Linked DNA regions of Homo sapiens: region 1 is linked to region 2. Evidence: read pairs that join two places in POLR2A ChIA-PET (ENCODE). Cell type or tissue: Caco-2. All regions are shown on one strand. Each heading gives the region's core, and the rest is flanking DNA. Links, peaks and the distances in the headings are about the cores only.

What was found. Peaks named below come from ENCODE experiments on the same cell type or tissue, not always from the same donor. Only the 100,000 strongest peaks of a DNase experiment are listed, where the experiment ranks them.
Region 1: POLR2A ChIA-PET joins it to region 2 with 13 read pairs; 9 of 35 experiments call an interaction of 5 or more read pairs at or near these places.

Annotation. Positions count from the first base shown.
Region 1 is chr17:58,671,829-58,686,983 of GRCh38, forward strand. The region is part of intron 1 of TEX14 (testis expressed 14, intercellular bridge forming factor); the gene reads right to left. The region is part of intron 1 of IGBP1C (IGBP1 family member C); the gene reads right to left. It also overlaps the pseudogene RNU1-52P and the pseudogene RNVU1-34. Among named protein-coding and RNA genes, the nearest start is that of IGBP1C, 13 kb to the right of the region's middle. In Caco-2, for the core only: no CTCF peak of the experiment used is centred there; DNase peaks (open chromatin) are centred at 7,653 and 8,081.
Region 2 is chr17:58,492,255-58,507,409 of GRCh38, forward strand. MTMR4 (myotubularin related protein 4) reads right to left here. Exons shown (of 18, transcript NM_001378067.1): 8 at 14,869-15,065; 9 at 14,489-14,617; 10 at 13,218-13,329; 11 at 12,525-12,720; 12 at 12,049-12,234; 13 at 11,796-11,966; 14 at 11,490-11,644; 15 at 2,678-4,076; 16 at 588-698; 17 at 257-345. Among named protein-coding and RNA genes, the nearest start is that of HSF5, 11 kb to the left of the region's middle. In Caco-2, for the core only: no CTCF peak of the experiment used is centred there; no DNase peak of the experiment used is centred there.

The DNA of each region.
Region 1 (15,155 bases), core at 3,102-11,101, 180 kb after region 2:
AAGCTCATCCCTCAATTCATCTAATCCTTTAGACTTTCCACGCCATTTCACTCACTAGGCCCCTAGCCCCATCTCTCACCTACTTCATGCTGCAGCACAGCGTATTTCCTCTATCTTAGAGGCTCCCAAACTTTTTGGCACCAGGGACCAGTTTCATGGAAGACAATTTTCCATTTCTCCACGGATAACAGGGGGTGGGTGGGAATGGTTTCAGGATGAAACTGTTCCACCTCAGCTCATCAGGCATTAGTTAGGTTCTCATAAGGAGTGTGCAACCTAGATCCCTGGCATGCTCAGTTCACAATAGGTTTCACGCTCCTATGAGAATCTAATGTGGCTGCTGATCTAACAGGAGGAGGTGCTCAGGCAGTAATGACATCACCTCCTGCTGTGCGGCCTAGTTCCTAACAGGCCACCAACTGGTACCATGCTCCTTCCAGGGGGTTGGAATCCCCTGCTCTAACTGGTCCTAGAGCCAATCAACAGTCATCTCCTCTACTCCCATTTCCCCAGCACTGCTGGAGAAAAAAAGTTGCAGAATCTTCCAGCACTCTTACTCCAAATACTCCAAATTTATGCAAACTGCAACTACATCCTCACTGCTACTTGGCATTCCTTTTTTTGAGACAGAGTCTCGCTCTATCACCCAGGCTGCAGTGCAGAGGTGCAATCTCAGCTTGCTGCAACCTCTGCCTCCCAGGTTCAAATGATTCTCTTGCCTCAGCCTCCCGAGTAGCTGGGATTATAGGCACGCGCCACCAGGCCCAGCTAATGTTTTTTTATTTTTTGTATTTTTAGTAGAGACGGGGTTTCACCATGTTGGCCAGGCTGGCCTCGAACTCCTTGGCCACCCAAAGTGCTGGGATTACAACTGTGAGCCACCATACCCAGTCGGCATTCCTTTTTTTCTTTGTTTGTTTTGAGATGGAGTCTCGCTCTGTCACCCGGGCTGGAGTGCAATGGTGTGATCTCGGCTTACTGCAACCTTTGCCTCCTGGGTTCAAGCGATTCTCCTGCTTCAGCCTCCTGAGTAGCTGGGATTACAGATGCGTGCCACCATGCCTGACTAATTTTTGTATTTTTAGTAGAGATGGGGTTTCTCCATGTTGGCCAGGCTGGTCTTGAACTCCTGACCTCAAGTGATCTGCTAGCCTCGAACTCCCAAAGTGCTGGGATTACAGGCATGAGCCACCACGCTCAGCCGGCATTCCTTTTATACATACTTTTTTTAAAAAAAATTTCTTACAATTGAGTGGTTCTCCATGACAGTGGAGCCACTCCCAAAGGGAAATTTTGAAACTCTGAGGGGATGTTTTTGTTTCCCTGGGTAGTCATGCCAAGCCTTTACATATTAAAATATTGTATTGTAGGGCAGGGCGCGGTAGCTTATGCCTGTATTCCCAGCACTTTGGAAGGCCGAGGTGGGTGGATTATAAGGTCAGGAGTTCAAGACCAGCCTGGCCAATATGGCGAAACCATAAAAAAAAAATAACAAATATAAAAAATTAGCCAGGCGTAGTGGTGCACACCTGTAGTCCCAGCTACTCAGGAGGCTGAGGCAGGAAAATCGGTTGAACCCAGGAGGCAAAGGTTGCAGTGAGCCGAGATCACGCCACTGCACTCCAGCCTACACGACAGAGTGAGACTCCATCTCAAAAATAAATAAATAAATAAATAAATAAATAAATAAATAATTGTATTGTAACTTATTTTTCTCTCTCCTTTATATTTGTATTGTTTTGTTTTTGAGACAGGGTCTTGTTCTGTAACCCAGGCTGGTTGGAATGCAGTCACGCAATTTCAGCTCACTGCATCCTCAACCTCTTGGGCTCAGGTGATCCTCCCACCTCACCCTCCCGAGTAGCTGGGACCACAGGCATGCACCACCATGCCCAGCTAATTTTTTCAATCTTTTTTTTGTTTTTCTACAGTTGGGGTTAAGCCATGTTGCCCAGCTTGGTCTCAAACTTCTTGGCTCAGGCGATCCTCCCACCCTCCCAAAGTCCTGGGATTATAGACGTGAGCCACCCCACGTGGCTTCTCTCCTTCATATTATAGTTAGGACATATTATCTGTGGGGTAACTATATGTAGTTTATATTTTCTACAAACATCTTCAAGGTAGTAAATGGAATGTTACTAGTTCTTATAAAAGGAAACCCTGGGCCGGGTGCGGTGTCTCCCACCTGTAATCCTGGCACTTTGGGAGGCCAAGGCGGGCAGATTGCCTGAGATCAGGAGTTCAAGACCAGTCTGGCCAACATGGTGAAACCCCATCTCTACTAAAACTACAAAAAATTTAGCTGGGTGTGGTGGCATGCGCCTATAATCCCAGCTACTCGGGAGGCTAAGGCAGGGGAATTGCTTGAACCAGGGAGGTGGAGGTTGCAGTGAGCCGAGATCGCACCACTGCACTCCAGCCTGGGCGACAGAGCAAGACTCTGTCTCAAAAAAAAAAAAGGAAACCCTTGATTTGACAGAATTGAGAACCACAAACTAATCCTATTGAACCCACATCCTTTTCACAGGAGTGAGAATAACTTATTTATGATGAAAGTCCGGCCAGGCGCAGTGGCTCACGCCTGTAATCCTAGCACTACAGGAGGCCAAGGTGGACAGATCACTTGAGGTCAGGAGTTCACAACCAGCCTGGCCAACGTGGCGAAACCCCGTCTCTACTAAAAATACAAAAATTAGCTGAGCATGGTGGCTCAGGCCTGTAATCCCAGCTACTCGAGACGGAGAGGCACAAGAATCGCTTGAACCTGGGAGGCGGAGGTTGCAGTGAGCCGAGATCCTGCCCCTGCACTCCAGCCTGGGTGACAGAGTGAGAATCCATCTCAAAAAACGAATAGAAACACTAAGAAGAAAACATAGATGTAAATCTTCCTGACCTCCAATTAGGGAATGATTTCTTACATATGACATCAAAAGCACAAGTATAGTATGTCAATTATCCTTCAATAAAGTGGTTAAAAAAAAAAAAAGATTTATCTTCGATGAGGCCTTTGGAAAAAAAAAAAAAAAGGCAGGTAGGCCGGGCACGGTGGCTCACACCTGTAATCCCAGCACTGTGGGAGGCTGAGGGGGGGTGCATCACTTGAAGCCAGGAGTTTGAGACCAGCCTGGCCAACATGACGAAACCCCATCTCTACAAAAAACACAAAAATTAGCTGGGCATGGTAGCACATGCCTATAACCCCAGCTTCTTGGGAGGCTGAGGCATGAGAATCACTTGAGCCTGGGAGGTGGAAGTTGCAGTGAGCTGACATTGTGCCATTGCACTCCAGCCTGGATGACACAGGGAAACCATCTCCAAAAAAAAAAAAAGATGCAAATAGCCAATAAGCACACGAAAATATGTTCAATATTCTTAGCCATCAGGGTAATACAAATCAAAATCACCATGAAATACCACTTCACCCTCACTATGATTGCTAGAATCAAAATGACAAGTATCTGGCTATGGGTGGGCAAACTAGTTGATTTTCCCGAAAAAAGCTAAAACTACAAAGAAGATTGTGCCAAGCCTTGAGTGTGTTGAGCCCAACTGCAGAACAAAGAGAATGCTGGGTATTAAGAGATGTAAGCATTTTGAAGTGAGAGGAGATGAGAAGAGAAAGGGCCAAATGATATCCAGTTCTAAGTGTCATCTTTTGTTTTATAATGAAGACAATACAATATTGGGGTTATGTTCACATAAAAAAGTCTCCAGACAATCTCTGGCTCTTTCTAAAAATCAAACTATCTTTTAAATGGGTGAATTGTATGGTATAATATTAACAGATGGTTTCCCCATCTCCCTTCCCCAGACAGACTCCTGATTATGACAAGGACTATGTTCCAAGGGTATCTGCATTCCCCTCACCCAGAATAAGCTTTGTTTACAATAAGTACCCCATTATATATTGGCTGAATTGAATGAACTGGAAATCAAACTCAGGAAGCATTTCCAAAAGGATTTCCTTTAAACATGTTTTTAATTTTTAGAGACAGGTTCTTGTTCTGTCGCCTGGGCCTCCAAAGGTACGGTGATTACAAGCACGAGCCACTGAGTCTGGACTTTTTGCATTTTTAAATTGATATATCATAGTAGTATGTAAGCTTTTCCCTTTTTAAAACTACTATGGGCCAGGTGCCGTGGCTCACACATGTATATCCCAGCACGTTGGGAGGCTGAGGTTAATGGATCACCTGAAGTCACGAGTTCGAGACCAGCCTGACCAACATGGTGAAACCCTCTCTACTAAAACATAAAAATTAGTCGGCCAGGTGCAGTTGCTCACGCCTGTGATCCCAGCACTTTGGAAGGCTGACGCAGGCAGATCACCTGAGATCAGGAGTTCAAGCCCAGCCTGGCCAAAATGGTGAAACCCCATCTCTACTAAAAATAAGAAAATTAGCCAGGCGTGGTGGCAGGTGCCTGTAATCCCAGCTACTCAGGAGGTTGAGGCAGGAGAATCACTTGAACCCTGGGGGCAGAGGTTGCAGTAAGCCAAGATCACAGCATTGCACTCCAGCTTGGGCAACAAGAGAGAAAATCCATCTCAAAAAAAACCAAAAAAACAAAAAAAAACACAAAAAAACCCAGGCGTGGTGGCAGGCGTCTGTAATCTCAGCTACTCGGGAGGCTGAGGCAAGAGAATCACTTGAACCTGGGAGGCAGAGGTTGCAGTGAGCCAAGATCATGCCATTGCACTCCAGACTGAGCAATAAGAGTGAAACTCCATCTCAAACAAAAGAAAACAAAACAAAACAAAACCAACAAACTACTATGTCAGAACCTAAAGGTGATCATTCAAAGTAGTCATTTTAGAATGCAATGAATGAATTTCAATTCTATAGTCATTGTTAAGAGCAGGTTAAAATCCTTTAGGGGCCAGGTATGGTACTCATTTTTGTAATCCCAGCACCTTGAGAGGCCGAGGTGGGAGGATCACTTGAGGCCAAGAGTTCGAGACCAGCCTGGGCAACATAGCGAGACCCTATGCTACAAAAAGTTCTTTTAAAATTAGCCAGCTGACCAGGTGGGGTGGCTCACGCCTGTAATCCCAGTACTTTGGGAGGACGAGGCAGGCAGATCACCTGAGGCCAGTCTGGCCAGCATGGCGAAACCCCGTCTCTACTAAAAAATACAAAAAAGTAGCCAGGTGTTGTGGCGGGTGCCTGTAATCCCAGCTACTCAGGAGGCTGAGGCAGGAGAATCGCTTGAACTCAGGAGGTGGAGGGTGCTGGGAGCCGAGATCAAACCATTGCACTCCAGCCTGGGCAACAAGAGGGAAACTCCGTCTCAAAAAAAAAAAAAAAAAAAAAATTAGCCAGCCGTGGTGGCACATGCCTGTACAGCTACTTGGAAGGCTGAGGCAGAAGGACTGAGTCCAGGAGGTCAAGGCTGCTTTGAGCCATGATTGAGCACCACTGTACTCCAGTCTGGGAGACAAGAGCAAGACCCTGTCTCTAAAAATAAAAATGCTTAAAGGAAATCCTTCCTGAGTTTGATTTCCAGTTCATTTGACTCAGCCAACATATATGTGGTACTCATTGTGTACAAAGTTTATGCTGGATTAAGGGAACACAGCCAAGAAAAAACACCAAGGAAGCCTGTTACTATCACAAACTAAATAGTAGTACAGCTTCTCACTTCCATGGAAATTTAAAGACACAGTTCACAAGAAACAAGCAAGGAGAAGCCAAACACGGCCACAGACAATCACATTGGCTACTTCCCATTTGACAAAGAATAACACAGGGGAAAGTGTGAACACAGTCGCCCACTACCACAAATTATGCAGTTGAGTATCCCACATTTGGGGAAATCACAGGGGCCAGCAAACACAGAATGCAATGAGTGAACCTTGCCCTGGGAAAACCACCTTTGTGGTCAGGGTATCTTCCCTGCCCGGTAAAGTGGAAGGCATGGTTGTTGCCTGACATCTCACCCTCAGATTCAAAACACTCTTCACATAGGGTCACTCTTCTTGCACAAGTTCTAGCCTGCTACTTACAAGATAAAGACTTTTCCAAAGTTTAAGAGCCAGAAATGGCTGGGCACGGTGGCTCACGCCTGTAATCCCAACACTTTGGGAGGCCAAGGCAGGCAGATCACGAGGTCAGGAGTTCAAGACCAGCCTGGCCAACATGGTGAAACCCCATCTCTACTAAAAATACAAAAATTAGCCTGGCATGGTGGCGGGTGCCTGTAAGCCCAGCTATTCGGGAGGCTGAGGCAGGAGAATTGCTTGAACCTGGTAGGCAGAGGTTGCAGTGAGCAGATATGGTGCCACTGCACTCCAGCCTGGGCGACAGAGCGAGACTCCAACTCAAGGGGGAAAAAAAAGGGAAGTTTTTAGATGTGATTGATTTAAGATGAAAAGCTTATCCAGATGGGCCTAATGTAATCACAGGGTCCTTAAGGGAAGGACACTGGAAGACAGTGTGGCGATTCCTCAAGGATCTAGAACTAGAAATACCATTTGATCCAGCAATCCCATTACTGGGTATATACCCAAAGGATTATAAATCATGCTACTATAAAGACACATGCACGTGTATGCTTATTGCAGCACTATTCACAATAGCAAAGACTTGGAACCAACCCAAATGTCCATCAATGATAGAATGGATTAAGAAAACGTGGCACATATACACCACGGAACACTATGCAGCCATAAAAAAGGATGAGTTCATGTCCTTTGTAGGGACATGGATGAAGCTGGAAACCATCATTCTGAGCAAACTTTGCAAGGACAGAAAACCAAACACCGTATGTTCTCACTCATAGGTGGGAATTGAACAATGAGAACACTTGAACACGGGGTGGGGAACATCATACACCAGGGTCTGTCATAGGATGGGGGAAACGGGGAGGGATAGCATTAGGAGACATACCTAATGTAAATGACGAGTTAATGGGTGCAGCAAACCAACATGGCACATGTATACATATGTAACAAACCTGCACGTTGTGCACATGTACCCTAGAACTTAAAGTATAATAATAATAATAATAATAATAATAATAATAATAAAAGAGAAGGACACTGGAGCCAGGCGCCGTGGCTCACACCTGTAATCCCAGCACTTTGGGAGGCCGAGGCAGGTAAATCACCTGAGGTTAGGAGTGCGAGACCAGCCTGGCCAACATGGTGAAACCCCGTCTCTACTAAAAATACAAACATTAGCAAGGCGTGGTGGCGTGTGCCTGTAATCCCAGCTACTCAAGAGGCTGAGGCAGGAGAATCCCTTGAACCCTTGAGGCTGAGGTTGCTGTGAGCTGAGATTGCGCCATTGTACTCCAGCCTGGGCTACAAGAGCGAAACGCCGTCTCCAAGAAAAGAAAAAAAACAGAAGGACTCTGGAGGTCCACAAAAAGATATAAAGACAGAAGAAAAGTCAGAAGATGCTAAATTGTTAGCTTTGAAAAGGAAAGGGCTACAAACAAGGAAAATGTGAAGGTAACACTCCCTTAGAGCCGCCAAAGGTATTCAACTGCGTACTTCTGATTGTAATGGCAAATCACTGTAGTACTCAATGACAACACCAACCACGAGGGGTGTGAGACCAAAAGCGTGTGTGGAGAAAAAAATGACCATTAGAAGGCATCAATCTCTCGCTATTCCAAAACAGGAGGTTACAATATAACACAGGAAAACCTACGAAGCAAAGATACAACGTACGCCTTTTATAAACAAGCCAGATCAGGGGAGAGAACCAACATAGTCCCCACTACCACAAATTATGCAATTAAGTTTCCCACATTTGTAGAAAACCACAGGGGTCAGCACATCCACAATGCAAGAGACAAACCTCACCCTGAAAAATCCACCTTTAATGATCATGTTATTTCCCTTGCCAGTTAAGTATGAGTCCCCAGCGCTGCCTGAGAGTTCACCCTTAGATTCAAACCACTCTAAATATAGGATCATTTTTCTCATGTGCTCTTTAGACCCCCTAATTTCTGGAATAAAGATATTTTCCAAACTACAATAACCCAGCACCTGTATTTTTAATATCTGGCTATTCAAAATCTTAAGAAATATAAGCCTAGGGTGCAAATAGCCAGCAGTCACTGCGCTTATCTACATACTCCACACCCCTTTGGATGATCTCATTCAGTATGTCCTTTCCTAGTATGCTTGGTGACACGACTGAAATAAAACTTAAAAATGCTCTACAGATTAAAAGGTAAATAACGTAAACTAGCTCCTGCCTTTAAGGGTTTGGCACTAATGATGCCACTATGGTGTCTTTTTTCTTTTTTTTTCCCCCCAGAGACAAAGTCTTGCTTTGTTGCCCAGGCTGGGGTACAGTAGTTATCGAACTTCTGGCCTCAGGGGATTTTCCTGTTTCAGTCTTCCCCAGCAGCTGCAAAAACAGGCGCGCACGGCTTTCTTGCGCAGTTAAACAAGCTGCTATACACGTAACCTGAGTAAGTTTGAAAACATGAAATTTGGTAAAATTATTTCTGAAAATCCAGTCTACATATCTGAAAATCCAATCTCTGTATAGGTTACCTACCAGTCCAAAGTGTCATGCTTACATACAAAATGCTGTCTTTCAAACATGCAGCAAATGATCAATCTTACTTGAAAGATCAATTGCACAAACGCTAATTCTAATTTTGAATGAAGCAGGCCGGACGCTGTGACTCCTGCCTGTAATCCCAGCCCTTTGGGAGGCCAATGCGGGCAGATCACTTGAGGTCAGGAATTCGAGACCAGCCTGGCCAACATGGTAAAACCCTATCTCTAATAAAAATACAAAAATCAGCTGGGCATGGTGGCAGGCACCTGTAATCCCAGCTACTCAAGAGGCAGGAGAACCTCTTGAACCTAGGAGATGGAGGTTGCAATGAGCTGAGATCACGCCGCTGCACTCTAGCCTGGGCGACAGAGCAAGACTCTGTCTCAAAAAAACCCCACAAAAACCAAAAAAACAAATTAGAATTGGAGTTTCAGAGTTAACAGTGTTCTTCAATTGTCTTTCCAAGATCACACTAGAACCACCCTAATATCCCACATCTTTTATTTTACAGAAGGACTCTTCTGGTATCTTCTCTTCTGCCAAAATAAATTAGCCAGAGTTTATAACTTTTTTTTCCTTGTCACTGACTTCAAGCTCACGGTTTTCCATCTTTACAAAAGGAAGAAATAATGCTGTTTTAAAAATCTTGGGCCAGGTGCAGTGGCTCACACCTGTAATCCCAGCACTTTGGGAGGCTGAGGTGGGTGGATCACCTGAGGTCAGGAGTTCAAGACCAGCCTGGCCAACATGGCGAAACCCTCTCTACTAAAAATAAATTAGCCGGGCATGCTGGTGGGCACCTGGGTACTCGGGAGGCTGAGACAGGAGAATCGCCTGAACCCAGGCTGCAGTGAGCCGAGACTGTGCCATTGCACTCCAGCCTGAGCAACAAGATCGAAACTCCATCTCTAATGATAAATAAATAAAAATGAAAATAAAAATCTTGCTAAACAAGCAACAACTGAGAACATAGAGGTGTCTTAGATGGGGAGAAAAAGAATATTGGGACAAGGAGGTAGGGGATTCTGTGATGCAACCAGACACTTGTTCTCAAGTCTGATGTTCTGACAGTCTATCAGTTTTATTTTTATATACTTTCCTTTTCAAAGAAGTATTATGTAATATATATATACATACACACATATGTATATGTATGCTCTATAAATTGTCAACATTTTGTTTTGTGAAATAAAACACACTTTGAAATCTGGTTGGAGGGCTGGTCGCAGTGGCTCACACCTGTAATCCCAGTACTGTGGGAGGCCGAGGCAGGTGGATCATTTGAGGCCAGGAGTTCGAGACCAGCCTGGCAAACATGGTGAAACCTTGTCTCTACTAAAAATACAAAAATATCTGGTGGTGTGCATCTGTAATCCCAGCTACCCAGGAGGCTGATGAAGGAGAATCGCTTGAACCTGAAAGGCAGAGGTTGCAGTGAGCTAAGATCATGCCATTGCACTCCAGCCTGGGTGACAGCAGGAAACTCTTGTCTCAAACAAAAAAACAAAAAAAAAGAAAAGAAAAAAGAAATCTGGTGGAACAACTCATGTAAGGGAAAAGGTAATGTATGTGAACTATACTGCCATTACCACCAAACAATTCTTACAACCAAAATGCCAGTTTCAGAAGATTTGTGACTAGCAGTGCCTTCTTCAGGCTAGAGTGCAGTGGCACCATCACAGCTCACTGCAGCCTTGACCCCCAGGGGTCAAGTGAGCCTCCTGAGTAGCTGGGACTACAGGCACACACTACCATGTCTGGCTAACTTTTGTATTTTTTGTAGAGAGGGAGTTTCACCATGTTGCCCAGGCTGGGCTCAAACTCCTGGGCTCAAGCAATTGACCCGTCTCCGCCTCCCAGACAGTTGGGATTAGAGGCATGGAACCACCATGCCCAGGCCACAGAGTCTTTCTTTTTTTTTTTTTGTGACAGAGTCTTACTCTGTCGTCCAGGCTAGAGTGCAGTGGTGCCATCTCAGCTCACTGCCACATCTGCCTCCCAGGTTCAAGCGGTTCTCCTGCCTCAGCCTCCTGAGTAGCTGGAATTACAAGCACATGCCACCATGCCCGGCTAGTTTTTGTATTTTTAGTAGAGATGGGTTTTTGCCATGTTGGCGAGGCTGGTCTCGAACTCCTGACCCCAAATGATCCACCTGCCTCAACCTCCCAAAGTACTGGGATTACAGGTGTGAGCCACCACGACCACTCCTCCAACCAGATTTCAAAGTGTGTTTTATTTCACAAAACAAAATGTTGATAATTTACAGGCCCACCTCAGCTTCCCAAAGTGCTGGGATTATAGGCGTGAGCCACCATGCCCGGCTGCCCAGCCTACAGAGTCTTAAGTGGCTCATGAATCCTCACAAGTCCCAGTTTCAATGTTTCACAAAAATTTCATTGCTATTGGCCTAGTTATCAAAATATCTGTTCAAGGGAGTCAGCCTTAGGCAAAAAGATGTCTGTCCTCCACTGCCTTGTAACTCTAAGCAAGTTAAGAAAAATGTTACTGTTATAATCCTCACAGAGGTCCTGCATACCTTAATATCCTTTGAGAAGAGCCTCATTTCTTTGATTAGAAAAAAATGAGGAGCTGGATGCGGTGGCTAACACCTACAATCCCAGCACTTTGAGAGGCCAAGGTTGCAATGTGTCGAGATCGCGCCATTGCACTCCAGCCTGGGCGACAGTGCGAGAGTCTGTCTCAAAAAAAAAAAAAAAAAAAAAAGACAAAAATGAGGAAAGGCTGAGCACGGTGGCTCACGCCTGTAATCCCAGCAGTTTGGGAGGCTGAGGCGGGTGAATCACTTGAGGTCAAGAGTTCAAGACCAGCCTGGGCAACATAGCAAAACCCCATCTCTACTAAAGATACAAAAATTAGCTGGGCATGGTGGCACGTGTCTGTAATCCCAGCTACTCCGGAGGCTGAGGCAGGAGAATTGCTCGAACCTGGGAGGCGGAGGTTGCAGTGAGCTGAGATCACACCACTGCACTCCAGCCTGAGTGACAAAGCAAGACTCCATCCCCCCCCCCAAAAAAAAAAGGAAATATATGTTTGTTAAATACTAACATAAGTAAACATATAAAATCTTTATAAACTGAATCTAGTAGATTATTTAAAAAGAGACAGAATTGGCCAGGTGCGGTGGTTTACGCCTGTAATCCCAGCACTTTGGGAGGCTGAGGCAGGCGGATAACCTGAGGTCAGGAGTTCAAGACCAGCCTGGTCAACATGGTGAAAACCTGTCTCTACTAAAAATACAAAAATTAGCCAGGCATAGTGGCTCACGCCCGTAATCCCAGCTACTCGGGAGGCTGAGGCAGGAGAATTGCTTGAACCCGGAAGGCGGGGTCTGCAGTGAGCTGAGACTGCGCCACTGCACTCCAGCCTGGGCGACAGAGCAAGACTCCAGCTCAAAAAAAAAAAAAGAGAGACTTGGTCAGGTGGAGTGGTTCCCGCCTGTAATCCCAGCACTTTGGGAGGCTGAGGCGGGCGGATCACAAGGTCAAGATATCAAGACTATCCTGGCCAACATGATGAAACCCCATCTCTACTAAAAATACAAAAATTAGCTGGGCGTGGTGGTGCATCCCTGTCATCCCAGCTACTCGGGAGGCTGAGGCAGAAGAACTGCTTGAACCCGAGAGACGGAGGTTGCAGTGAGCCGAGATGGTGCCACTGCACTCCAGCCTGGCTACAGAGCGATAGGACCTACATATATAAAAGTATACGATAAAGGTAACATTTCATATAGAAGGGGAAGGAACTGATTATTTCAAAGACTGCTCAGAAAATTAGGTCACAACTGGAAAGAAAAAAAAATGCTTCCGCCCGGCATGGTGACTCACGTGAGCCTATAATCCCAGCACTTTGGGAGGCCTTGGCGGGTGGATCACCTGAGGTCAGGAGCATGAGACCAGCCTGACCAATATGATGAAACCCCATCTCTACTAAAAATACAAAAATTAGTGAGGCATGGTGGTGGGTGCCTGTAATCCCAGCTATCTGGGAGGCTGATACAGGAGAATCGCTTGAACACGGGAGGCGGAGGTTGGAGTGAGCTGAGATCACACCATTGCACTCCAGCCTGGGCAACAAGAGCGAAACTCCGTCCCAAAAAAAAAAAAAATTGCTTCCATATTAGCCGGGCATGGTGACACGTGCCTGTTCCCAGCTACTCTGGAGGCTGAGGCAGGAGAATCACTTGAACCAGGGAGGCAGTGGTGGCAGTGAGAAGATCGTGCCACTGCACTCCAGCCTGGGCGACAGTGAGACCCTGTCTCAAATAAATAAATAAATAAATAAATAAATAAATAAATAAATAAATAAATAAAAAGCTTTCTTCCTCCTACCACTTATTTTTTAAAAACTCATATAGATTAATAGGGAGGCAGAGGTGGGCAGATCACCTGAGGTCAGGAGTTCGAGATCAGCCTGGCCAATATGGCAAAACCCTGTCTCCACTAAAAAATACAAAAATTAGCTGGGCGTGGTGTCTCACACCTGTAATCTCAGCTACTCAAGAGGCTGTGGCATAAGAATTGCTTGAACCCTCAAGACAGAGGTTGCAGCAAGCAGAAATCATGCCTAGGTGACAGAGCAAAACTCAGTCCCCCAAAAAATCATATAAATAGTCAAATGTTGAAGGAATGGATGGTTAGAAAATAAAATTAAAAATTAAAAAAGATTCAAATGTAGATCTAAACCATATGTAGAAATAATACGAATGAAAAATCCATTTATAATTTTGTATAGACCTTCTAAACATGTTACCAAAGTCAGAATACAAAAATTGAATACATTAGATTTGGCCTAGTTTTGAAGGACCTGTTTTGAAGCACGTTGGGAGGCCGAGGTGGGTGGATCACCTGAGGTCAGGAGTTCAAGATCAGCCTGGCCAACATGGTGAAACACCGTCTCTACTAAAAAAATACAAAAATTAGCTGAGTGTGGTGGTGCACACCTGTAATCCCAGCTACTCAGGAGGCTGAGGCAGGACAATCGCTTGAACGTGGGAGGTGGAGGTTGCAGTGAGCCGAGATCACACCACCGCACTCCAGCCTGGGCAGCAGAGTAAGACTCGGTGTCAAAAAAAAAAAAAAAGAATGTCAGATTTGACAGATAAATAGTAGTTAATTAGGTGAAGGAGGGAGAGGTAATATTATAGACATATGCAAACACTGTTGAGGGATGAGGTCTAGCACACACAAGGAACTAAGAAAAGGCCAAAGTAGCAGGAGTATAGGAAGCAAATGGGAAAGAGGAAAAGGAAGAAGGTAAAGAGGAAAAACAGGGGCCAAAACATGCAAGCTTTTTTTAAGCCTTATTAAGAAATTTGGTCTTTATCCTAAGAGCAAAATAAGGCGAGGTGCGGTGCCTCATGCCTGTAATCCCAGCAGTTTGGGAGGCTGAGGTGGGTGGATCACCTGAGGTCAGGAGTTCAAGATCAGCCTGGCCAACATGGTGAAACACCATCTCTACTAAAAAAAATACAAAAATTAGCTGGGTGTGGTGGTGTGCACCTGTAATCCCAGCTACTCAGGAGGTTGAGGCAGGACAATCGCCTGAACATGGGAGGTGGAGGTTGCAGTGAGCCGAGATCACACCACCGCACTCCAGCCTGGGCGACAGGGCAAGACTCTGTCTCACAAAAAAAAAAAAAAAAAAAAGATCAAAATAAGGAGTGACATAACTGAAATGTACTGTAAAAAGATCATGCCAGGAGGATCATGGTGGCTCGCACCTGTAATCCCAGAACTTTGGGAGGCCGAGGAGTCCTTGTGACCAGGAGTTCAAAACCAGTCTGGGCAACACCTTGTCTTTACAAAAATTTTTAAAAATTAGCTAGGCACGGTGGCATGTGCCTGTTAGTCTCAGCTTCTTAGGAGGCAAAGGCAGAAGGATCTCTTTCTTGAGCCCAGGAGTTCAAGGTTGCAGTGAGATATGATTATGCAGAGTGAAAGGGAAGGAGGTGTCAAGGATGATTCTAGGTTTATGGCTTATGCAAATGGAAGGATGGATATGTGGTTCATGGAGGCAGGAAATGCAGGAAGAGGGCAAGGTTCTGGGAATGGGGTGAAGGTAATGAGTTAGGCTGAGTTGGAGGAGACTTTGAATTGTCCAGTAGGCAATTAGATATTTGCATCTGGACGGCAGAGGGTCAGGGCTAGAAATACAAATTTGAGAGTCACTGCCATGCCCAGGTTATGGAGGATGTGCTTGCAAAGCAAACAGAAAAGCCAAATATGTAGAAAGGAAATCAGAAGTGTGGCATTAAAAAAGCCAAGTAAGAGAATGTTTCAAAGAGTCGTGGACAACAAATACATATTGGGCTTCTATTATGTATAAGGTCCTGTAAAATTGATACTGCTAGTATATATGTCTGAGGCCTTAAAGAAGCTTTATCATAACCACCTCTAAAGCTATGCCTTTATTCAGAGGTTTTTCTCCTCAGTCTGAACAACATTGACTTCTTTCTCCTATTCCCAAACCCACTTGAACATGAAAGGTCACCTTTTTTTTTTTTTTTTTTTTTTTTTTTTTTGAGATGCAGTCTCGCTCAATCACCCACCCTAGAGCGCAGGGGAGGGATCTCAGCTCACAGCAACCTCCATCTTTGGGGTTCAGGAGATTCTC
Region 2 (15,155 bases), core at 4,730-12,729:
TCCAGCTCCCTGGTTCGAGCTATTCTCCTGCCTCAGCCTCCAGAGTAGCTGGGATTACAGGCATGCGCCACCACGCCCAGCTAATTTTTGTATTTTTAGTGGAGACAGGTTTTACCATGTTGGCCAGGATGGTCTCAATCTCCTCACCTCATGATCCGCCTGCCTCGGCCTCCCAAGGTGTTGGCATTACAGGTGTGAGCCACTGCGCCTGGCCTGCCCTGTTTTTTGTCATACTAAATCATACAAAACATCTTACCTGCAATGGTGTCTTCGTTTGGCCAACCAGAATTCACAGTCACAGTTATAGCAGTGTGATGCCATATGGTCTGGAACCCAGCGAGTCACCTAATAGAAGGCACAAAGAAAAATTCCTGGTCCTTGTTGACAGACTGGAAGAGCAACATTGCAATGAGGAAAGCACCCCAGCAGAAAGAGACAAGGCTTATCTTCATAACTGGCTACCATTTGCCTACCAGGCTGACACTCCTCTGGGGGACAGCTCAGTCTACAGCATGTCATTCATCTCTGGAAAATATGATGACTCACTGGCTCACGTAAGTACCCACCACATATGTGCCTAAACATACCTCAGTCTCTTTCTTATCAACAGGTTCCCAGCTTGCTTCTGAAAGGCAGTCTTCACTGTGATCAGAGCCAAAATCCTCAGTATCACTGCCATCTGACTCCTTCAAACATGTCTGATGAAAAGGCAAAGACAACAAATTATCTTCATCATCATTAACGCTTACTGTTTACCATGTGTCAGGCACTGTGCTAAGTGCATTACACACATGAACTTATTTCTTATGACAGTCTTACAATGTATACTACTAATATCCCCATTTTACAAATAAGAAAATGAAGCCACAGAGAAAGAGCTGATACGTAGTAAAGCTGGGATTTGAACCTAGTATTGTAGCTTCAGATTTACACTCTTACCGATATGCTACACCACAGCATAGAAAGACTCTTGTTATGTTCTAAACCAGGGGTTGGCAAGCTATGGCCCACAGGCCAAACTAGCCCACTGCCTGTTTTTGTAAATCAGGTTTTGCTGGAACACAGCTGCATTCATTCATTTACTTACTGTCTATGGCTGCTTTTTGTTTTGTTTTTGAGACAAGGTCTCGCTCTTTTGCCCAGGCTGGAATGCAGCAGCATGATCACGGCTCGCTGTAGCCTCAACATCCTGGACTCAAGAGATCCTCCCACCTCAGCCTCCTGAGTAGTTGGGACCACAGGCGTCCACCACCATGTCCAGCTAATTTTTTGTAATTTTTGTAGAGATGGGGTTTCACCATGTTGCCTAGGCTGGTCTCAAACTTCTTGGCTAAAGCAATCCACCTACCTCGGCCTCACAAAGTCCTAAGACTACAGGCGTGAGCCACAGTGCCTGGCTACGGCTGCTTTTGCACAATAGCAGAGCTGAGTAGTTGCAACATAGACGGTATGGCCCACAAAACCTAAAATAGTTATTATTTGGCCTTTTACAAAAAAAAAAAAAGTTTGCTGACTCCTGTTTAAAGCACCAGAGAAGTGAGAAGCAGGCAAGTGGGGAGCACCTTAACAGAAGGAAGGAAAGTGTCTGTGTAAATGGCAAGATACCATGGAGAGGAAGCTGGCTCCTAGAAGCTCCCCAAGGACTATGGTGCCAGAACCTGAGGCTGCCCAACACTGCACAGCCTATAGTCTTCATCTCTCACCTGGATTATTCCAAAATGACCTTACCAGCCTCCCAATCTGGGTCTCAACTGCCTCATTAAAATTGTACACTGTTGGGCCGGGCGCAGTGGCTCACGCCTGTAATCCCAGCACTTTGGGAGGCCGAGGTGGGCGGATCATGAGGTCAGGGGATCGAGACCATCCTGGCTAACACAGTGAGACCCCATCTCTACTAAAAATACAAAAAAAAAAAATTAGCTGGGCATGGTGGCGGGCGCCTGTAGTCCCAGCTACTCAGGAGGCTGAGGCAGGAGAATGGCGTGAACCCGGGAGGGCGGAGGTTGCAGTGAGCTGAGATTGCACGACTGCACTCCAGCCTGGGTGACAGAGCGAGACTCCGTCTCAAAAAAAAAAAAAAAAAAAAATTGTACATTGTTGCAAGAGTCATTTTCTTAAACTACAACTCTGATCATATTGTGCACTGGCCTAAAATTTTATTGCCTTAAGGGTAAAATCCAAACAAGAAGGGCACTCAACCTGACCCTTGTAATCTCCACCTAATTCTCCAATGTCACCTCCCACCACCCTATTTGACTGTCTCTCATAGCCCCAGTGTAAGCGTGTATGCATGCATGTACACATATATACTCGCATGTCCCATCTTTTTAAGCCATATCATTGGAGTATCTATTGCCACTACGCTTCTGCAAATGGTGTTTTGTTTTCACTGTCTACCTGGCTAAGTATCACACATTCTTCAGCACTCAGCTCAAGCATTACCTTCTCAAGAAAGTCTTCCTTGACGTTTCACTCCACTCCAGCCCTCTAACACCTGATGCCTCCTCAATCATAGCACTTAAAAACATCATTCTAATTGCTTACTTGTTTTTCATCCTATAGCCCAGGCACCTAACTCAGTGGCACACAGCAAGTACCCAACGAATAAATGCTGAATGGAGGGAAGGCTGGATGAACAGAGTAAATAATGGGTGTATGGCAGTTGGTGACTACTTACAAAATCATCCTCATAGTCCATGGGGGGCTCTGCTGGAGGGGCACAGCAGTGACGGATGTCCAGCCTCATCTGAAGCTCACGCACCTGTCGACGTAGCTGCTCCACCTCTTGTTTGTACCCTGCTTCGATTTGCCGTAACCTATGCTGGATCACATCCGTGGGAAAGGGGAGTCCATCATCATCCAAATACAGAGGAGGCACTGGAGAAGGGCAGTTCAGTGGAACGGGCTTTGTGCTAGAGACTTGCTTTGGATGACTGGACAACCACATCTGGTTCTTTCCTCCTGGGCCAGTACAATGTCCATTGGAATGACTAGAACAGACAGGTGACTTCACACCTTCTCTCTGAGCCCACTGGCCCCCAAAGCAGGGCCCTGTGGCCCGCATCTGCTTACTGTTTGGCCTCTTGCTACAACAGCCATAGGAAAGCAGCCGCCGAGGGGTGGCCTCCCCACTTGGGAATGAAGTCACCATCCCTTGGAAGCTGTCCCAGTTGGACCCTAGAAAAGAGAACTCACTGATCTGGCTCTGAGAAATTGGCTTCCGGACCAATTCCAATGGCATTTTCCCAAAGCGAGGATTTTCCAATAACTGCCCATTCCTATTATTTCCTCTTTTACCAATGTCTTCCTCCCCATGGGTCAGATCCGGCACAGAACTCAGTTGTTCCTGGTGGGAGATACTTGCCACAGACCCTGAGGGATCTTGGTTGAGGAAGTCAGTGCTTGGGTCTAGAGGAGTTTGGCAGGCAGCACTCGGTGGGTTGCAAACGGTGCTGAGGCTGTGATCAAGAACACACTTGGAGGGCACACCTAGCATGGAGTCTGGCTGGGCCTGTTGGGGCGTACCTGTAGGAGAGTTCTGGGAAGACTCAGGAAAATTACAAACTCCATCACACTTGTTAGAAATGACCTTGGAGAGTGCACTGACAGCTTCTGTTTCAGGACAATGTTCAGGTGGCTCCCCTATGCCATCTAAAGTCCTACCCAGCTCATCCTGGGCAGAAGGGTCTGGAGCTGGTCCCTTAGTCTCTTCTAGGACTTTGATCTCAGGATCAGAGGTGTTGCTCTTCATTTCCCGAGGCACTGCGGTATTAAGCAGTTTGTAACTTGGAGAACAGCTTTTGTGACTCTTGAAAGGTTTATTGCTCAAGTAGTCTTTCTGGCTGCTGGGCAGAGGAGGAGGAAGACCCACTTCTCCTACAGTTTGCTGAGGCCCTCCTACCCCAGAGTCCACAAAGCTTGTCTCTGATCCCTCAGGATTGCTGTGCCAGGGCTCCAGGCCTACCCTGACCTCCTGACAGTGGTTATTCAGGTTAGGGTCACTGGATGTACGAGTCAGGGGGCTGCTTGTGTCACAGGCAGAAAGAAGATCATCCATGGATCTGGTTTTAGGTAATCTGGAAAGACAAATATAACACCTCCAGGTCAGGAGATGGGCACTTGCAATACAATATATGGAACTGAATCAATGGAGCAATATCAAAGCCAGAGTTTAGAAATAATGACACTTAAGAACACTTAAGTTTAGAAATAAGGACCCTTAAGATCACAAATAACCAATGTTCACTGAAAGTTTACTCTGTAAAAAAAGCATGAGACATGGACCGTGTCCTCCGGAACCCAAAAATCTATCCTCAGCTTTTGTCAGCACTCAACCTACCAGTCTCCCTGGGCAATCTCAACCACTACAGTGGTTTCAGCTGCCTTCTATGCCAATGCCTTCTGAATCTACTGTTCCAGCTAGGACTATACCTGAGACTCAAACCCAATATCCCACTGCCTCCATCACAGTAAAACAGAAAGAAGATGGGTTTTGGAGCTAGACAATATTGGCTCTGACGCTAATTAGCTACATGACTACAAATAAGTAAATTAACCTCTCAGATACTTGGTTTCTCCCTTTATACAATGATGATAATAAATCATACCTTGTAGAGATGCTATGAGAATTCAAAATACAGGCAACCAACCACAAACATAATAACCACAAACTTTATTAAGACAACACAACTCCCTCAACACTGCTCTTGATAACCACTTAGCAGCAGTGTGCTCCTCTGCTTCCCAAGGCCCCATGAAACTTCCCCTAGTATATAGCACTCAGAGTTCTAGAGGCATTCATATATACCAGATAGGTTAAGGGACATTTTCAAGAGTGACCATCCTGATTATTAATGCAGTTCAAAGTCCTTAGAGCAATGAAAACTTGAGTGAAATTCACCAGGGAAACAGTAGAGGCTTCACTGGCCTCCTATTTTTAGATGGCTCAGTCAGTTCAGCCTATGCGGAAAAATTCCCCAAAGGCAGTTACAACGCAGCTTATTTTAAGTAATCGGTTTTTGAAACTTAAAACAAATGTTTTATACATACTTGATATACCTTTTGTGACGAATTTTGATTTTTTTAATGGTACGAAATTCCAGGAAGGCAATAACAGTGGTTATCATTATAGTTCCTGGAGTCCCATAGGCAGGGTTCAAATCCCAATTTAACAACATCTTTGCTGTGTGACTTTAACTTCTCTACGCCTCAGATCCCTCATCTATGGAATAAAGGTAAAGTACCTAGCTCTTAAAGCTATTATGAAGATTAAACAAAAGAATCCACATCAAAGCACATTGCTCAGTGCTTCCTATAACACATTATTGCACTTTATTGTTTACTTGTTTAACTCCCTCTACTGAAGTGTCCTGAAGGCAGGACTCTGTCTTATTTGAATCCCCAGCGCCTAGCACAGTACCAGGGGCAAATGACTTGAGAAATGAATGAATGAGCTCAAAATACAACATGAGGTTTCCACTGCTAGGTGCCAATTGAATGTGTGATACACATCAGGCATCTTAGTGGATCTTCTTAGACATCCAGACAACCAGGGTCCACCCAAGACCTACTGAATAAGAATGGCCAAGAGTGGGGCCTAGGGATCTGTATTCTTTTAAGTGCCACAGCTGACTTCTTTCATTTTATTTTTTATTATGGAAACTTTCAAGCATACAAAAGAAGTAAAGAATATGCTGGGCACAGTGGCTCATGCCTATAATCTCAACACTTTGGGAGGTCAAGGCAGGCAGATCTCTCGAGGCCACAAGTCCAAGACCAGCCTGGCCAACATGGTGAAATCCCATCTCTACTAAAAATACAAAAACTAGCTGGGCATGGTGGTGCATGCCTGTAAACCCAGCTCCTACTTGGGAGGCTGAGGCATGAGAATCGCTTGAACCTGGGAGGCAAGAGGCAGAGGTTGCAGTGAGCCGAGATCGCACCACTATATTCCAGCCTGGGTGACAGAGCAAGACTCTGTCTCAAACAACAACAAAAAGAAGAATATAATTAACTTCCATGTGCTCTTCATCCAAATTCAAATAACAACATTCTGCCATCCTCCACAACTCATTCTATGTGTACCAAAGGTTAGTCAGCAATGTTGACAGAGATAATAATACCTGAGTTTACAACAAGGAGAGAGAGCTCATCCAGCTAGGAGGTCAAGGAAGGCTACAGAGAGAGGGTAGGATTTGAGATGGGTATAGAAGAATGTGTTTATGACTTTAATGGAAGAAGAAGAAGAAGGAGGAGGAGAAGGAGAAGGAGAAGCGGGGGAGGAGGGGGGAGGAGGGGGGAGGAGGGGGAGGAGGGGGAGAAGAAGGAGAAGAAGAAGGACATTTTTGATCTAGGGAAAGGTAGAATCAAAGGTAAGTCAGGTCAGTTGTTACAGAGACCATTTCCTTTAAAATCTTTATACCAATTATTTCTCGAAATCTACTCTCCATCTTGAGCTGCCTACAACACACCTCCTTCTTTGCTGTCAACTAATATTTCAATCCCAATTTCCCTGTATCTCCGCTTTCTCCCCAAACTGGCTGGTCTTCTCGACCTTTCAATGTCTATTAGTGGTACTAATATTCTCCTACTTTTTAAGCTCAGATACTTGGGACCCAAAGTACTTTTCACTTCTACTCTCCAACTTTCAATTCTGTAGCCTGCCAATGGTTCTCTACAGTGCTTCTGAATTTAATCCTTTCTCTTTGCCAGGGACTCTTCCCCTCATATCTGAACTACTACAGCAGTGCTGGCTGGTCTCTGTGCCTCCAGCTACCCTGTACTCACTGATTAGTTCTCCAAGGATCCCACTGTCAGCAGACCACAGTAACTTCCTACAATGACTTCCTATTGACAACTGAATCAAAATAAACTCTTCACTGTAATGTTTAAAGCCTTCAATGCCCTCAATGACCTGTCCTATATTTCCACTATTCCTTAAAATAGCCCCTTCTCAACCCCTGCCAGCCACAGAACTTCTTTTTTTTTTAAAAAAAAAAAAACTACCTCTCACCCAGGTGCAGTGGCTCACACCTATAATCCTAGCACTTTGGGAGGCCAAGGTGAGCGGATCACTTGAGGTCAGGAGTTCGAGACCAGCTTGGCCAACATGGCGAAACCCCGTCTCTACTAAAAATACAAAAATTAGCCAGGTGTAGTGGCACACACCTGTAATCCCAGTTACTCGGGAGGCTGAGGCAGAAGAATCACTTGAACCCGGTGGGCGGAGTGAGCTGAGAAGATCATGTGACTGCACTCCAGCTGGGCAATGGAGCGAGAAAACCCTACCTCTCATGTATCCACTTGCTTTGGACCCCTCTCCACTAACCTTGTTACTGAGCTCACAACTCCCTTTATTTCATTCATTTGTCCAGTTTTTTTTTTTTTTGAGACAGTCTCACTCTGTTGCCCGGGCTGGAGTGCAGTGGCGCGATCTCTGCTCACTGCAAACTCCGCCTTCCCAGGTTCATACCATTCTCCTGCCTCAGCCTCCAGAGTAGCTGGGACTACAGGCGCCTGCCACCACGCCCGGCTAATTTTTTTTTTTTTTGTATTTTTAGTAGAGACGGGGTTTCACCGTGTTAGCCAGGATGGTCTTGATCTCCTGACCTCATGATCCGCCCGCCTCGGCCTCCCAAAGTGCTGGGATTACAAGCATGAGCCACCACGCCCAGCCATTTGTCCAGTTTTAAGTAAATTTTTACTTTAGTAAATTTATTTAAATTTACTTATTACGTGCCAGGTTCTAAGCCAGATACACAGAACACAAAAAGACCCACAGTTCTTGTCTGGTCCTTCATGAAAATTTCCTGAGTAAAACAGCCACCAAGTGACCCTTTTAAAAAACACATCATTTCTCTAAAGCTTTGAACTACACACATTTGTTTTTTTGAGACAAGGTCTCGCTGTGTCACCCAGGCTGGAGTGCAATGGCATGATCACAGCTCACTGCAGCCTCAACCTGCTGGGAGCAAACAATCCTCCTACGTCAGCCCTCCAAGTAGCTGGGACCACAGGCGCACGCCACCATGCCTGGCTAATTTTTGCATTTTTTGTAGAGGTGGGGTTCTACCATGTTGCCCAGGTTGGTCTCAAACTCCTGGGCTCAAGCAATCTGCGCACCTTGGCCTCCCAAAGTGCTGGGATTACAGGCATGAGCCACTGCACCCAGCCTGAACTACACACATTCTTATCTGCTTAGATGTTGACTTAGAATTGTTCTCTAGTTGGCCGGGTCTGGTAATCCCAGCACTTTGGGAGGCCGAGGCGGGTAGATTACGAGGTCAAGAGATCGAGACCATCCTGGCCAACATGGTGAAACCCCGTCTCTACTAAAAATACAAAAAACTAGCCAGGTGTGGTGGTGGGCACCTGTAGTCCCAGATACTCGGGAGGCTGAGACAGAAGAATCACTTGAACCCGGGAGGCGGAGGTTGCAGTGAGCCAAGATTGCGCCACTGCACTCCAACCGGTGACAGAGCGAGATTCTGTCTCAAAAAAAAAAAAAAAAAAAAAAAAGAATTGCTCTCTCTAGTTGTTCTGTGTCTTATCTTACAGCTTAAAATTATCTTGAAAGTAGAACCAATATCTTCTATTTCTTTGCTGTAGCCCACAAAACCTAGTACAGTAATACGCAACTTGTAGGTATTAAAGAAACATTTGTTGAATTGATAAATCAGATACTAAGTTAATGAAATGATTATTAAATGGGTCACAGAGCTTATTAAAAATTTGATTAAAAGTTATGGCCCCTCTCCCAGGAAAAGTAAACCTATGAACCTGTAGCCAAATTCTGCATAGTTTGGGGAAGGAAAAAAAAAATCACTGAAATCCTGAAACCTATCACGGTCCCCTCACAATGACTTAGTTCAAAAGACCCTAAAACCAATAATTTGGGATGCTGGGCTTTTTGTTTTCCTTTATAATATTCAACCAATAACATATGTTATATTTTAACTTTAAAAACTTTCAGCCAGGCTGGGCATGGTGGCTCACACCTGTAATTCCAGTGTTTTGGGAGGCCAAGGCAGGAAGATCACTCGACGCCAGGAATTTAAGACTAACCTGGGCAACAGACCCGTCTCTACAAAAAATAAAAATTGGCACATGCCTAATGAGCTAATTAGCTACCTGGGAGGCTGAAACAGAAGGATTACCTGAGGTCAGGAGTTTGAGGTTACTATAATTGTGCCACTGCACCCAGCCTGAGTGACAGAACAAGACCCTGTCTCTAAAAAACAAAAAAGCTCTCAGCCAATAAACAAATATCAAAATTTGAGATATATATACACATATATACACGTATATATGTATATATGTGTGTATATATATAGTATACATATATACACACATATATGTATATGTCTATGTATATACGTATACATGTATATATGTATACGGATATATATACATATATGTGTATATATATATACGCGTATATATGTATATATATCCTTTGAGCACAGTATTTTCATTCAAAAATACTAGCACAAATGCAAAAATATGCATACAAAGTAACCCTACTGGCCAGGCGCAGGAGCTCACACCTGTAATCCCAACACTTTGGGAGGCCGAGATGGTGGATAACTTGAGGTCAGGAGTTCAAGACCAGTGTGACCAACATGGTAAAACCCCGTCTCTACTACAAATACAAAAATTAGCTGGGCATGGTGGCGCATGCCTGTAATCCCAGCTACTCGAGAGGCTGGGGCAGGAGAATCACCTGAACCCGGGAGGCAGAGGTTGCAGTGAGCTGAGATTGTGCCACTGCAGTCCAGCCTGGGCAACAGAGCGAAACTCTGTCAAAAACAAAAAAACAAAACAAAAAAAAAACACACAAAGTAACCCTACTAAACTATGTACTTAAAAATGGTGTAGATGGTAAATAGCATGTGTATTTTACAATTTTTTTTTTTTTTTTTTGAGATGGAGTCTCACTCTATTGCCCAGGCTGGAGTGCGTGGCGTGATCTTGGCTTACTGCAATCTCCACCCCCCCAGATTCAAGCGATTCTTATGCCTCAGCCTCCTGAGTAGATGGGATTACAGGTGCCTGCCACCATGCCCGGCTAATTTTTGTATTTTTAGTAGAGACAGGGTTTCACCATGTTGGCCAGGCTGGCCTTGAACTCCTGACCTCAAGTGATCCACCTGCCTCGGCCTCCCAAAGTGCTGGGATTACAGGCATGAGCCACCGTGCCCAGCCTGTAATTTACAAATTTTTAAAAAGCTACACATATAAGGATGTAAAGCACTCCCTGTAATGATAAAAAAAAAAAAAATGGAAATTACCTAAATGATGAGTAGGAATCTGGTTATATAAATTGTGGACTACTCTGAAGCCAATAAAAACAAGAAAGGGAATTTAGATGTGCTGTCATGAGAAGACAACCTAATACAAAGCGGGAAAAACAATTTGCAGAATATGCAAAAAAGTAAAAAGCGTATGTAAAAATATTCTGATTTTGTTTATAAAAAATGTTTCCATATGAAAGCGTGAGTGTGGATTTACCTATGTAGAGATAAACATTTGGAAAGACACGTACCAAATGTTAGCAGTGGACACCTGTGGGGACAAGGATCATAAGGGAAGATTTTCATTTTCTACTTTTATATTGACTATTTTTTTAAAACAAGAAATAGGTATTACTCTCATAAATTAACCAACATCATCTCACTTCTCCCCAAACATTGAGCCAGAAGATACCTAATTTTATGTCTCCCTTTTAAATTCTGGCCTTTTTCTGAGGGAGTAATATAAGGCCATCCTCCTGCTGGGAACCCATTTCCCTGAGAGTCAGATGTTTCTGGAAGCTAATGCTGGACACAACAAAGGTTGCTACTAATATAGCAAGCTCCCCATGCCCTGTACCAGTGAACAAAAATCAAGACCATTCCCACAAACCTTCCTAAAACAGTCCTTTCTGTTTTGTTCTCTCCCCTGCTTGGGTATATCATACAGAGTGATAGCAGCTCCTCCAGGAAAGAAAGTATCCAACCTTATCTTCAGAGGACCTTGAAAACACACAGAGTGCACTCCAGGCTAGCTACAAGTCTTGGCCAAGTTTTTCCTGCAAATGACTCAAGAAGTTGCTTTTAAATACCTCAGAAAGAGGCCGGGCACGGTGGCTCACGCCTGTAATCCCATCACTTTGGGAGGCCGAGGCAGGTGGATCATTTGAGGTCAGGAGTTTGAGACCAGCCTGGCCAACATGGTGAAACCCCATCTCTACTAAAAATACAAAAAATTGGCTGGGCGTGGTGGTCGGTGCCTGTAATCCAAGCTACTCGGGAGGCTGGGGCAGGAGAATCAGTTGAACCCGGGAAGTGGAGGTTGCAGTGAGCCAAGATTGCACCACTGGCACTCCACCCTGGGCGACAAAGTGAGATTCCGTCTCAAAAAAAAGAAAGAAAGAGAACATTTAGATGAGATGGGAAACAGTTACTGCCTTCCTAGTGGAGAGAGGAGAAAGGAAGAAGGGCTTTTCTTACCTGTCCAGAGAGCGGCCAGAGAACTCCTGGCTCTGGGCCACTGGGGAAAGGTAAAGATCCATGTTTTCTTCCCCAAGTGTGCATGGAGATGATGCTGGCAGATAAACAGCTGTCCAGAGGTGCAGGGCCCGGACATGACAAACAGGATGCAGGACCTAGGGAAGCAGCCCAATACTAGTGCTTTGTCAAGAGTTCCTTGTCCTTTTTCTTTCCCTAAGCCCTTGACTCTACATTTTCCCTACTGACTCAGCTGCTTCTCCCTATAGGTTTCTAAATAGCACCTACAGGAAAAGGGCTCAGACTCACCATGTCTGAGCTGGGTGTGTAGAGGAAGTTATGAAAGTTTTTATTGCCAGCTCGAAGGAGCGCCCACACAGAGCAGGTCCGCTTGTAGATGTTGCGCTTCTCTCGCTCACAGGGGTTGTTGGCCAGGAAGGTGCCGTAGAGGCAGGAGTATGTGTGTTGCACCAGTTTTACCTAGAAAGCAGAGAGAGCTTGCACCTGGGGGCCTCGGGCTGTCATTCCCCCCATCCCTGTTGTCACAGGCCTTAGGACTTACCAGGAATGCTTCATTAAATTCAAACAGGCAGGGGAACTGCTTAAGCAACTGATGAACAGAATCAAGCCACTGGAGGAACACAGGGCATTGTTCGTTTTGGTCCTCCACATTCTCTTGGTGGCCACAGCGATCTCCAAACTTGTGCCCAAAATCCAGCCAGTCAGACTCCACTAACACTTGGAAGCCCTGCAAAAAAAGAAACTGTTCAAACATAGGGCCTCTCTGGAAATGCTGATGTGCTACTCCCCTGGGAACTGCCCAAAGCAGGAAGCTGGCAGCTTCAAAGAAAAATAGGACTGGACCTAGAAGAGGACTCAAAGCCACCAATTTTCCAAGCCTTTGGGAGTTGGAAAAAAAAAGAAAAAAAGAGCCACCAATGTCCTCTACTGAAAGATCCCCAGGACAGATCCAGAGGGCTCAACACCTTCCCTCCTGCCACATTCCTTCTGGTTTTCCCACCGAATTCCTCTCAATACCTCCAACGTCCTGTAATATGGGTCCAGTAATATTTTGGCCAGGGCTACGATCTGCGGTGTGCGGTCCCAGCCATCTGAGCAGTGTACCAGCACAGGCCGGCCTTCCCGGTCTACTGTATTAGCCACCAGCACAGCTGCTTTTAGCATCACCGACAAGTGCTGCAGCCATTTGGTACTCTCCAGTGCCGACAACCAGCTACACAAAAGCAGACATCAAGTCGGTCACAAAGGGTGCTGAGGCCACAGCAGTCTCTCCACCATCCACAGCCAGCCCCACCCAACAAAGTCCCCATTGAGAACTGAAACCAAGAGGTACAACCCAGGGCCTTTTGGACAAGAGGTATCTAGCAGGAAGGTAGGGAAGACAGGACCTACAGCAGATAAAAGCATCTGAAGCTCAAAAGAGGAACTGAGAAGCATCACATGCACACTCAGCCATTTCCTCTCCCCAGTTCTCTGTGTTCTTTGAGTAGAACAACTGATCCAAACGAAAGGAATCCATGTCCTGTGACCACGCCAAAGTGTTGGCTGAGAAGTGGAAGGGTTCTTGGAACTAGCCCACGGCACCCAACTCCACCCAGGCCCTCAGGTCTCCTGCTCTCCAAACTTCTCATCTCCCCATCTAATCTTCCAAGAATAAGAGGTACTGGGTAAGGAATGAGACTGGAAGGAATCCAAGTAGGGAACACCTACTTGCTAGGATCCGGCATCTGGCTACACACAGCCCGGAGGTACTGAAAGCTGTTCCGGATGGCATGGATGTTGGCCATTCCCATGAACACGACCTCACAGTTGGGATAGTACTCTGTAGACATGACAGGAGAGTGGGACATAAAAGCACGTCCTAGGCCGGGCGCGGTGGCTCACACCTGTAATCCCAGCACTTTGGGAGGCTGAAGCGGTTGGATCACCTGAGGTCAGGAGTTCAAGAACAGCCTGACTAACACAGTGAAACCCCATCTCTACTAAAAATATAAAAATTAGCTGGCCATAGTGGTAGGCACTTGTAATCCCAGCTACTCGGGAGACTGAGGCAGGAGAATTGCTTGAACCTGGGAGATGGAGGTTGCAGTGAGCTGAGATGGCACATTGCACTCCAGCCTGGGCGACAGAGCGAGACTCCGTCTCAAAACAAACAAACAAACAAAAAAAGCACGTCCTGGAAACAGGCATCCAGGACAAGAGTGGTCCTGGTGGACAAAGCTTTCCTGGCAGGGCAGAGCACTCCAGGATAGGAACTAAATACAGTCTTGAAATCTGAATCACACTTGTATCTCTGGAGACTCAGGTGCCATATATTAATAATAGTAACAGTAATGACAAATGATAGCAGTACTTAGAAAGACAATATATAATCAATTCTCAATAAATAGTAGCTGCTCTGTGGCAATAATTTTATATATACAACTTCTTTTTCTTTTTTAAGACAGGGTCTCATGGTCACCCAGGCTAGAGGTGCAGTGGCATGATATCAGCTCACTGCAACCTCTGCGTCCCAGATGCAAGCGATTCTCATGCCTCAGCCTCCCAAGTGGCTGGGATGGGGCCACAGGCATGCACCATCATGCCCAGCTAATGGTTTGTATTTTTGATAGAGGCAGGGTTTCACCATGTTGCCCAGGCTGGTCTCAAACTCCTGAGCTCAAGCCATCCGCCTGCCTCTGCCTCCCAAAGTACTGGGATTACAGGCATGAGCCACTGGGCCCAGCCTACATATGCAACTTCTAATCATCCCAACAATTTTGCAAAGTGTGTAACATCCCCTTCTTATAGAAGAGAAAATAAAGCTTGGACAGATTAAGCAACTTCAGCATAGTCATAGCCATAGCTAGTAGGTAGCAAAGTTGTGATTACAAGCCAGGTTTGTTTGGGCTCTTTCCACTATACAAATGGCCCCCAACCCCCTCCTCACCAAAGCCACCCAGAGCACAGGCTGGCTGCAGACACTGGGATAACAGCAATACCTTCACATTCACAGCCTCCACCCTTGGCCCGGTTGGCCACTGCTGCCGTGTAGGATCGCGCATCCAGGATCAGCAGCTTTTGAGGAGCTGCTGTGCTCTCCACTCCAGAGCACGCAGTCAGAGAAGAATCTAAACACACAGCAGGAAGGAGTCCCTGAGTCAGCCAGCCACCCAACCTCTTGCTGGCCCTCTGGCACTCCCTCTCAGAAGGCAGAACATGCAACTAGAGACCCCTCATACCCCACAGCTTCTGACAAGGCAGGGACCCCAGCACCCCGTGTGTTGTCATCTTCCCAGACTCTCACTGGGGACTCCCTGGGAGCCAATGAAGCCAAGGAGGGGGCCTGCTCCCTGGGGGGTTAGCATCATCCACACCTTACCAAAGTCAGCATCACACGCCTCGCTGGTATCATTATTCCCGGTGCTGAGGGAGCCCCCAGTGGCCCTTGTCCCCGGGTCCAGGGCACAGGCTTTAGCAATGGACGTGACCAGGTACTCATCATCAGCATTGCGCCAGCCCCACCAGCTGATCTCTGGCTGGCTGCAGCGGGCGATGGCAGCCCCATTGCGCAAGTGTCTGACAAAACAGAAGAAACCGTAATGCCCTTGGCATTCGAAGCCTCCAGAGGCCTACCTCAGGGGGTTAGACCAAAGTCTCTAGAGCCAG